2 separate regions of the Homo sapiens genome follow, and region 2 is linked to region 1. A link is an interaction called in ENCODE POLR2A ChIA-PET data of the cell type or tissue named here. Cell type or tissue: IMR-90. All regions are shown on one strand. Links, peaks and the distances in the headings refer to the core of each region. The heading gives the core; the rest is flanking DNA. Region 1 overlaps TAOK3 (TAO kinase 3). Region 2 overlaps TAOK3 (TAO kinase 3).

Region 1 (5,388 bases), core at 323-5,322:
ACTTACTGAATCAGTCATAAATGTATTGTTCCACATAGTGTTTATATGCAGAACTAAGATCTCCACCGTGTTTCCCCTTTCACGAGTTTATTCAACAGGTACTTTTTTTTTTTTTTGAGACAGAATCTCACTCTGTTGCCCAGGCTGGAGTGCAGTGGTGCGATTTTGGCTCACTGCAACCTGCAACCTCTGCCTCCTGGGTTCAAGTGATTCTCCTACCTCAGCCTCCCGAGTAGCTGGGATTACAGCCACCCGCCACCACGCCTGGCTAATTTTTGTATTTTTAGTAGAGATGGGATTTCACCATGTTGGCCAGGCTGGTCTCGAACTCCTGACCTCTAGTGATCCTTGGCCTCCCAAAGTGTTGGGATTACAGGCATGAGCCACTGCGCCTGGCCTAACAAATACTTATTGAGTTCTTAAAATGACCAGAGTTTGTGCTAGGTAGTAGACAGAAATACGACTAATACAAACGTTACTTTCAGGGAGCTTGCAGTCTATAGAACAAATGTATTAAAGAAACGTACATTTAATTAATTTAATCCTCTACCCCAACTTACATGGCGATGGAGAACATAATCTTACTGTTCTCTCAAGCTCAAAACTCAACAACTAGAGTATAGCAAACTGTATTTTACTATTAAAAAAACAAAAACCACAGTTATTTCAGAAATTCACAGTAATGGTAACATTTTATGCTAATTATTTCCTCTGGGATATGAGTTACAATTTTTCTTCAAGTGGAAGTGGGATCTCTTACTAAAGAATTCATTTTGCCAGTCCCAAATTTAAAATCTAACCAAATAATTGAAACTTTCCACTTGTATAAAGAAGTGCAGTGTTAATCAAGATAACAAGTGGATATTTTGGCATGAGGGATTTATAATGGTTTTTAAATCTGAAAGAAATATGAAAGTAAGTAACTATTTTGCCTGTAATTCTATTCATTCATTCGGCAAATCTATTATGTGCCAGGCTTCATGACAGGTAGCAAAGATATTATCTTGAACATGTTAAGGTCTCTGTCCTCAAAGAGATTGCATCTAGTGAGAAAGCAAGCCTGAAATGCAGGCAATAACAGAATAATGTAGCACACTTAAAGGGTATTTAACCCAGTCTCTTAGGGAAAGGAAGTAAAGAAGTACTAGAGAAGCCAAAAGATATTTGAGGAAGGGGGGCAGTTAATGCAAAAGCCTAGAGACACAGTTCATGACTAATAAACACAACTGACAGACTGGATAAGAGAATATAGATGTTTGGACCTTTAAACTCGCTTTAAACTCTACATGATGTTTCCTGAAAGAAAAGGCATGATAGCCCATTCTACTAGGAATAGTGACTTGGTTGCTAGAGTTTGGATTATTTTCTCCAGAATTAACATGAGAACACACCAGGATTTGTGTCCTGAAGGATACGAATTGCAAAGCAATTCAAACTGATTATCAAACTTTTAAAATCCAACAAAATGTCAAAAATATTATATCCATTTCAGAGTCTAATTAGGAAAGATAAAATGGAGAAAAGGAATAATTTATTAAAATTAATATTAAACATCTGTCAAAACCATCATGAGAAAAAGGACTATATTCTGTATCAAGAGTTATCTTCCATATGTCCCATACTTATGGGGGGGTTGGAAGAGCAAGATTTTTATATCAAAATATAAAGCTTGTTATATTCTATGACTTTGGTTTTTTCTAGGAAGGTCATTCTCTGTGCCCTCTTCTTAAAATGGAAAGTAACATTCAATTAACTACTGCAAAGCTAAATAAAAACAAGGGACATGGAACACAAATACTCCCTTAATTCTGATTATTTCATATATAGATCCATGATAACTTCTGATATAATAGTGGTAAAAACTTAAGATTTGCATAAAGATTTGTATATAGCCACTTCCGCCAGGACTCAGAAATGAAACTCTGGTATAACCAAAAACATAAGGTAGAGCATTGGTTATTTGCCTTTTAAGTTTCAAAAATAATGACAAGAGAATGATAATATACCATCAATCTTTCCATTCAGTCAGAACTCTGTATCAACAACAACCCCAAAAATATGTGGATATCTTCAATATTTTGGAGGAAAAATACATCAGGGGTTCAATGATGCATGCTTTCTAGAAAATAATGACAGAAGTCCTAAAATCTGAACTCTCATTTCCTGTCTTCTTTTTTCACAATTTATTTATATCTAGAGATGTGAGGATGAGAAACAAAATAGAACCCTCACTATAAAAAGTCAAAGTGACAGATGAGAAAATAAAAGTTAAGATTACATTCAAGTCTATAAATAAAATTGTTTCAAAGTTGTTTGCTTAAGTTATATTAGAACAGTGAGGTCTGATAGGTCTTTACGTCTTTTGTCTGTAACAATAGTTGTGTTTTTATATATGCCAATATAAATATATCTATTGGTGGTAGAAACAAAAGTCCCATTTCTAAGCGAGTTTTAAAATATGCCAGAGCAGCTTTGTATATTTTTAGATAGTGTTCAGATTCCTGACCCAAACTACATTATCATAACTCAGGCCTCAGGCACTCTCCAGATGGTTAAGATATGGTGTAAGTGTATGTGCGTGTCTGGCTGCAGTTGATAGTTGGGCAAAGAGGAAACTATCACAAAGAGGAAGTATACTGAATGGCAGCTCCTTTAGGTTACAAAAGAAGATAGCTGCTAATAAAACTTTAAATGTGTTGATTGATAAAAAACGAGAAGAAAAAGAAACCAAGAAAAAAAAATTCAAAAAAAGAGGTAAAGAGGAAAGGGAAAAGAAAAAGAAAGAAGGAAAGAAGAAAGAGGAGGACAAAAAAAAAAAAAGGTAGAAAGAGCCAGAAAGGGGCAGAAGGTTAAAAAGGCAATCTCAGTGAACGATGATCCTTTGGTTTGACAGTACCCATTTATCTTTATGAGGTTCATAAGTCTGAAACTGCCATAAACTGTGTGAAAATGTGGGACATCTGTTTCCTTTGGTATGAAGAACAAGAATATGGAATTTATCTCATCTATGCCCAACTGCCACCTACCAAAAGAAAAACAAGTAACACAAAACTCTAGATTATGGCATACACAGGTCTGCAGTCTCGTTTTATATTAGAAGGCAGAAATTCTAGAACAACATATACTACATATGATTAGTATTTTTAAACAGTGACTAATTACTAGAGAAAATAAATGTAATTTGGAATTCAATTCCATTTCCTCTAGAACAAGGTCTGTAATACTTAACCTTTGATTACTGAATTGACTTAGAGAGGGAATGAATGTAAGAGGCATACAGCATGGAGTCCCAGAAAATGCTAACACCAGGCTGAATTAAGAAGTAAGGAGCCAGGTTCTGCCCCCAGCTGCACCATTTGCCAACCCTGTGACTTTGGGCCCACTGCTTACTCTAAAATGAGAATAATGGCTAGGCATGGTGGCTCGCACCTGTAATCCCAGCACTTTGGGAGGCCGAGGTAGGTGGATCGCTTGAGGCCAGAAGTTCGAGACCAGCCTGGCCAACATGATGAAACCCAGTTTCTACTAAAAATACAAAAATTAGCCGGGCATGGTGGCACATGCCTGTAATCCCAGCTACTTGGGGGGCTGAGGCAGAAGAATCATTTGAACTGGGGAGGTGGAGGTTGCAGTGATCCAAGAACATACCACTGCACTCCAGCCTGGGCAACAGAACGAGACTCTTATCTCAAAAAAAAAAAAAAAAAAAAAAAGAATAATATCTGACTTTACAGTAGTCTTAAGGATGAAATTTAAAAATGCATGTAAAAGTGCTTTATAAATTGCTATAAATATATTATTAGTATTAATAAATAAAAGCATTTTGAAACCTATGAAGGTAAAGTATGATTATCACATTACAAATACATGAATTTTTTTTTTTTTTTTTGAGATGGAGTCTTGCTCTGTCACCCAGGCTCGAGTGCAATGGCACGATCTCAGCTCACTGCAACCTCCGCCTCCTGGGTTCAAGCAATTCTCCTGCCTCAGTCCCCTGAGTAGCTGGGATTACACGTGTGCATCACCATGCCCTACTAATTTTTGTTTTTAGTAAAGGAGGGGTTTCGCCATATTGGCGAGGTTGGTCTCGACCGCCTGACCTCAGGTGATCCTTCCACCTTGGCCTCCCACAGTGCTGGGATTACAGGTGTGAGCCACCACGCCCAGATATAAATTTGTTTTTAACACCTATGATACCTATGAATAGGACAGAAAATTAGGAAGTATTTCTAGAGTTTATACTAATTGTTTCTTTCTTAAGAAAGACAGATAGTCTTTATGTATTTTCTTCTCCTTATCCACCTCCACCCTTCCCCCAACCCCCACCCACATCCACTTTCCAGCCTTCAGTTTCCATTACATTATTTTTTTGTACTTAAATATAAAGCTATCTTTTCTCAGATACTCTTGTTCCACTTTTGTTTTTCATTAATAAGCCTATCCTGAAGCTTCTCTCTTTTCTCAGTCTTTTATTTTTTTAAAGAATTCACTGTTTTCTAAAAGTACAACTACAGAAATCTTTTTCTTATTTTTGCAGGCCAATGGACATCTCCATGGCACCTATATCTTGTACTTCTTTTTTATTATGAGGCTATAGCTAGATAAAAATAAATAAAGAAGATTAAATCTTTATTTTGCTGCATTCTTTCCTTAGGATACACAGAAAGAAGCCATGTTACTGTCCTGCTGTTCATTAAGTCAATTAGCCATTCCCGACTGCGGGATGACATAATTTTCCATAAACAGTCTCTTACGCAATGGTGTGGGTTGGTGGTGTAGAAGTAGATCACATAATCAACTTAAAGCAGTTCCTTTATTTAAATTAACCATTTGAAATCATGTGAGACCTTATCTCTTAAAAATATAGATACTCGAGTAGCTATATTAATATCAGATAAAGTGGACTTCAGAGAAAAGAAAATTACCAGCAAGAAAAAGAGACATCACATAGTGATAAAAGAACGAATCTACCAAGGTGACATAGTAATTTTAAATGTACATGCACCAAACAACAGTTTCAACACACACACACACACACACAGATAGAGCTAAAAGAGAAAATAGACAAATCTATAGTTATGCTTGGGGGCTTGAACACTCCACTCTCAGCAATTGATAGAATTACTAGACAGAAAATTAACAAAGACAAAAGAATTGAACAGTGCTATCAACCAACAGGATCTAACTGATATTTAATAAACACTCCTTCCAACAACAGTAGAATATACATTCTTCTCAAGTGCCATGGAATATTCACCAAAATAAAGCAGATTCTGGGTCAGAAAAGTAACTCCAACAAATCTAAAACAACTAAAAATCATACTGAATATGTCTTCTGATCATAATGAAATCAAACTAGAAATCATTAACAGAAAGACAACAGGAAAG
Region 2 (5,388 bases), core at 236-5,235, 140 kb before region 1:
TCCTTATCCTTTGTTACAAATCCAACTGTGCAGCAGTGCATAATACAAAAATCTCAGTTATAAGGTGCCAAAATAATAAAGACATGTAGCAATACAGACCCAATGCCCATGGGCTTCTTCATATACTTGTCAGTAACCTCATTCAAAAGCACAATGTTGAAAGTGATACTAAGGGGGAAAAGCACAAAGCCAGGCCTCTTTTAGGCTTATGTTGAAGAAGTAGGCTCATAAACAAATTTTAGGAAGACTAATATCTTTGTCAGTTTGCAAGTAAATTTAAAATATGCATTTCATCATTTATTTATCTAGTTATTGAAAAACTAATTTCTAAATTCCTTTTCCCTGTTCACCTTTGGACCTCTTTGTGACTTGTTAGCGCCTCTACTAGAAGATGTTAAAGAACGAGTAAAACCAAAATAAATGAATAAATAAATATAGTATTGCCACCAACTATGAGAAGGCAAGGTTTCAACAATGACTTGATTTTTTATTATACTGGACTTTCACTTTCCCATGATCTTGCTCTTACTTTTATGTCATTTTAGTCATTTTCATTTGAGCTGGGGTCCATAAAACACAACAGAATTCATAATATATTTTTAAAAATTAAATATTTTATGATATTCCAGTGTCCTCATTTATACACTACTGTTGGCATTAGGCTTTAAAATAATATAGTGGGTAGAATTGTAGTACTTGGTAATATACATTAAAAAATCCATACCCATAGTTAGATTGTTCAAAATGGGACATGGAACCATACAACACCATACCTTTTCCCTTCCATTTTTTTTCCCCTCCCTAAAAGCCACTAGATACAAATACCATTGAACTCTGGTAAACTACCATCAATCCCAATCATGACTCCCAAAGCACTACATTTAGAGAGGGCACCCCACAAAAACAACTTATTTTGTGGCTAAAGCAACAGCATATCAGCTACTCTGTTTGTAACTTAATATAGGAGCAGGGGCCTTTTAGCAAATCAAAACTTCATTAGAGAGACTGGTTGCAGCTGTTCTCTGGATGGGCACTAGGAAGCCTGTACGATTCAGAGGGTTCCTGAGGACACTGCCCATAGCCCTGAGGTGGCATAGTAGGGAAGCAGCTTTTATCATCCACAGAGAAGAAGACTGTGATGGCTGATATACACACAGAGTAGCCCTGGGTGAGTTCACAGATGCGAGCATGAGATTATTCTGGCATGGCTGTAGTAATCTCTTGCTGGGAGGTAGGAGAGGTCATGAATATATGATGTGGGAATGAGGGTGTGGCAAGAGAGAAAAAAGAACCTGTCCCAGAGGGGGAAAGCCACTTGGTATAATGTCTGCTTCACATGTAAAACCACTGATGGTACTCGGTTGCTCAGAGCTTGTTATCATTTCCCCACTCATTTCAACATGAACGGGTCTGGATAAAGGTCCAAGTCTCACAAGAGTCGATGGTAAGTAGTCATAGTTCTCTAAAGCACCGTATTTCTTCTTTTGTCAGATATCATGGCATGAAGACAATGACTATTTGGTAATCTTATGATGCTTTATCTAGACTCAAAAGCACATTTTTAGGTGCCTAACAATCATTAGCAAATACATAGTGGACATTTTAAGATCTCCATTACATAGTGTAGCATTCCTTTAAAATGAAAAATTGCTCATCAAAGAGATCACAAGAAACTTCTACATAAAGGAACTTTAAAGTGGGCTTATTTATAAGCAGTTTAAATTAAATTGCTTGCTTTTAGACAGCAGCAGGCACAGCAATATGTACGTGCTTTAACTTCCATTTTTCCTTGCATTTGGGTTTTTAAAGGTTATAATCCATTATAATTTTCAAAGATAATCGAAGCCTTTAAAAGACTTGAGAAATAGAAGTAGAAATCAGGTTTAAAAAATAGGACAAGAAAAATGATCATTTCTGGGTCGGCCTTGGATGATGTCATCATAGGTTCTAAATGTAATAGCCAAGCAGTGTACACTAACTCTTCCTGCCCATGTGACCTCTAACATTAATTTGGGCAAAACAACTAATATTTCAATAATTTTTTGGCTGAGAAGTGAGATTCAGAAGCAAAAGATTAAAGAGAGTTTAGAGTGCCAAGGATGAAACGATGTGAGTGTGTGTGTGTGTGTGTGTGAGTGTGAGCGCGCACGCGCACGCGTGGGGGCCGAGGGGAGGAGGCATGAAAACTAACTCTTCCAGCACACACCCCTTTTGCTACTACAAGGGCATCCAGCAATCACATTTGCAATAGTAAAAATGCTGAAGAATCCTACAGTCTCTTTTCTTCCACAATCAGCCCTATCCTCTCCTACAAAGCCCTTCTTGCTTTATTGGTGCCAGGAAATTCTTCAGGGGTTAAATGGGGAAGTGCAGCCACTACCATTGTTGCAATAAATAAATGAATGAACCAGAAGGAACCAGCAATCCGTCCCTGGGAAACAAGTATCTTATTTTCTACAATTATATACATTATCCAGCAACCATATATTCTTTAAAATTATATTTTATCTTTTGATGTGTGTGTATACATTATAGACACATATGCATCTATACAAAAAGCAGCACAGTGCCGTGCATACATATACATCAATACCTTAAAAAAATTTAGCATTATTTATTTCAATGAAAAGACAAATAGCTTTTAAAAAATTGGACAGGCTAGCAACTTCATCTCAAAGGCCTTATATTTTGCACATACAGCATATACAAACACACACAGACACAGACACACACACACACACACACACACACACACACACACACACACAAAGGTTTTTTTTTTTTTCCATGCCATACACAATGCTAAAATATCTGAAATCAGGTTGCTATGCCAACAGATTTTTTTCCTAAAATGAATAAAATTATTAGGAGAGAGAAAACATTCTTGACTCCTTTCCTCCCATCCATGAAGCCGAGACAGGCTCAGGGAGGGCGAGAGGCTGCCAGATGGGGAGGAGGGGAAGGAAGGGAAGGTGGGTAGAGGGGTGTTTGCTTACCAAAGATGCTGATTTGATCGTGGCAAAGCGCTCTCTGTTCCGGTAGTGGAGGGCCTGGCTCTGAACTGACTGGGTAGGCCGCGGCTCAGGCCTGGGATCGCCGTGGCCCGCCTCATCCCTTATGAATACATGATCCTGCAGAAATGGATAAAAACAAGGAGAAAGTCCAGCTGTGCTCTTTCCTCGCCGGCTGCCTCTCTCTCACCCCTCTTTCTGCACAAGCACTGCTGTTTGAAATGCATAGTTTAGCTCTCTGCTAGTCCCCGCAGCTCCCACGGTACAAAATGAATAAGCAACACATTGCAGCCTTCAGTTAGGAATGTCAGCTGATCGCTAGTGGGATGCCTTCTGAATCCCTGGCAGGCTTTTTCTTTACCTCCAGAATTACATATATGCAAAAGAAAAAAAGAATAGAAAAAATAATGCAATGTACAGACTCCTTAGAACAGTTTGCTTAAAACGCTGTAACCAGATAATTCCTTTAAAAATGTCATGTCCATGTCTAGCAAGGAGGATGCTGGTGGCTTTTAACATAAAAGCGAGCCTCCGCCTCATTCCCTTGAAAGATCTGCTTTCTCAATTTAATTTTATTTGAGATCTGTTCGGTAGGATCATCGTTCTGCCTAGAACCAATGTAGGCTTGTGCTGAACTGCCTCTCTATCTTGTGCTGGGAAGATTCGGCAGTCACTGAGGGATCCTGCTTTCCAGTCATGATCGTACACAGTTCTAGCACCTTCTCTCTACAGCTTCTGAAAGGATTTTTTTTTAGATTTAAAGCGACAGGCGTACAATTTTAACCAAATGATACGTTCACAAATTCTTCTTCAACTCAGCATCGGTATGGTCACCAGAGTGAGTAAAGCTGGAATTTAATGTCCTTGACTGATTTAATCAAGCCCATGCTTCTTGATAGGCAAAGATAATTAATCTTGTTCTAACGTCCAGTGAAAAAATAGCATTCCCTGGAAGGATAATAATGGATGTTTCTTAAATGCAACTGAAATGACTTTTAAAGGGGAAAATGCTTTCAAAGGATGATGTTCCTCTCTATAAAGATGAAGTAGTGGTCAGTCATTAAGTGGCTATAACCCTTTAGAAAAAAGGACGCTATAGTAATTTGTACCTCAAAAACATGTACAACCATGGGGGATTTTAAAATAGTACATGTTCAGGGTGGAAAAGGAGAAATTAATTCCTTATTTCCCTAGGGTTTTAGGAAAACCATTTGTGAGAAGTCAGTATTGCATTTTATCCATGACCACTTGAAATTTTTTATAATGGCTTTTTTCTTCATCAGGAAACAAAAATTAAAGAAGTTTAGAAAATACAAAATTTTATTATAGTCCAAAATTTGGGGAGAAATTAAATTTTACATCCAGATTTTTATGTAAAAGCCAAGACCCAAGATTAAATTGGGCTGATTTTCTTTTTCCTTTTATACATTTAAAATGCTTTGATGTATTGGGAAGGTATCTACCATTACACCTATATGGAGAATTGTTTTAAATTTATGTATTATAGCTCAAATAATGAAGGGATCTTTAATAAACTTGCCATTGAGGGCATATATATCAAATTCACGTATATTCTGCAGCTGCGCTGTCCAGCAAGATAGTGACCAGCCACATATGACTATTTTAATTAAAAATTAAATTCAATTAAAATTAATTAAAACAAAATTAAGTGCAAAATTGAGTTCCTGAGTCATAATGGCTATGTTTCAAGCACTTAGTAGCCATAGTTAGTGGTGCCATATTGGTGGCTTATAAAACTTGTAAGTTTTTAAAACTTATAAGAAAATATTTGAAAGGTCAGTTAAAATTATTCTACATGATTTCTCGCGAAATTTGAACTCCTGTTTTACAGGGAAGAGCGAGAACGTGTGTAATTGGGATTCATTCACTAGGCTTAAGGTTCTAAAGAGGAAGGCACTGGGACCTGCTACCATTTACATTACTGCATATTTGCTAATAAATTTATGTACAAAATTCAACTTAATATTACAGTGCCAGAAAAGCAAGCAGCTCTTAAATGCCAGTAATCAAAAGAGATATGCTAGGTAGAGGCCTGTGATTTTATAGGAGGCTTTAACAAGTCGTAGTTTTGGTGAATATTAATTGGCTAACTTACCAAGTACATTGATAGAGGGGGAGACCCCAAATACATGGGCAACAGTTCAGTTTCACATTGTAATAACTTGATTTATAAGGATAACCAATGACACTAGAATCCACATTCTCCACAGGGCAGACCAAAACAAAATTTATTCATGTACAAATATGTGCAATTTTATTTAGTCTGTTTTATCTCTGATAAAAATTAACTCCTTAGAAACACGGTTTAGGGCTCTGCTTCTCCAATTAAAAGCCACAATGTATTTTCTAAGTTTAC

Evidence for each region. ChIA-PET counts read pairs that join two places held together with the same protein. Peaks named below come from ENCODE experiments on the same cell type or tissue, not always from the same donor. Only the 100,000 strongest peaks of a DNase experiment are listed, where the experiment ranks them.
Region 2: POLR2A ChIA-PET joins it to region 1 with 20 read pairs; 5 of 35 experiments call an interaction of 5 or more read pairs at or near these places.

Annotation. Positions count from the first base shown.
Region 1 is chr12:118,327,956-118,333,343 of GRCh38, forward strand. All of the region lies in intron 1 of TAOK3 (TAO kinase 3), which reads right to left. Among named protein-coding and RNA genes, the nearest start is that of TAOK3, 42 kb to the right of the region's middle. In IMR-90, for the core only: no CTCF peak of the experiment used is centred there; a DNase peak (open chromatin) is centred at 2,566; H3K27ac peaks cover 1,676 bases.
Region 2 is chr12:118,186,811-118,192,198 of GRCh38, forward strand. It overlaps TAOK3 (TAO kinase 3), which reads right to left. Exons shown (of 21, transcript NM_016281.4): 14 at 2,997-3,131. Among named protein-coding and RNA genes, the nearest start is that of PEBP1, 53 kb to the left of the region's middle. RefSeq lists a silencer at 3,554-3,848. In IMR-90, for the core only: no CTCF peak of the experiment used is centred there; DNase peaks (open chromatin) are centred at 2,081 and 3,251; H3K4me3 peaks cover 1,678 bases; H3K27ac peaks cover 2,333 bases.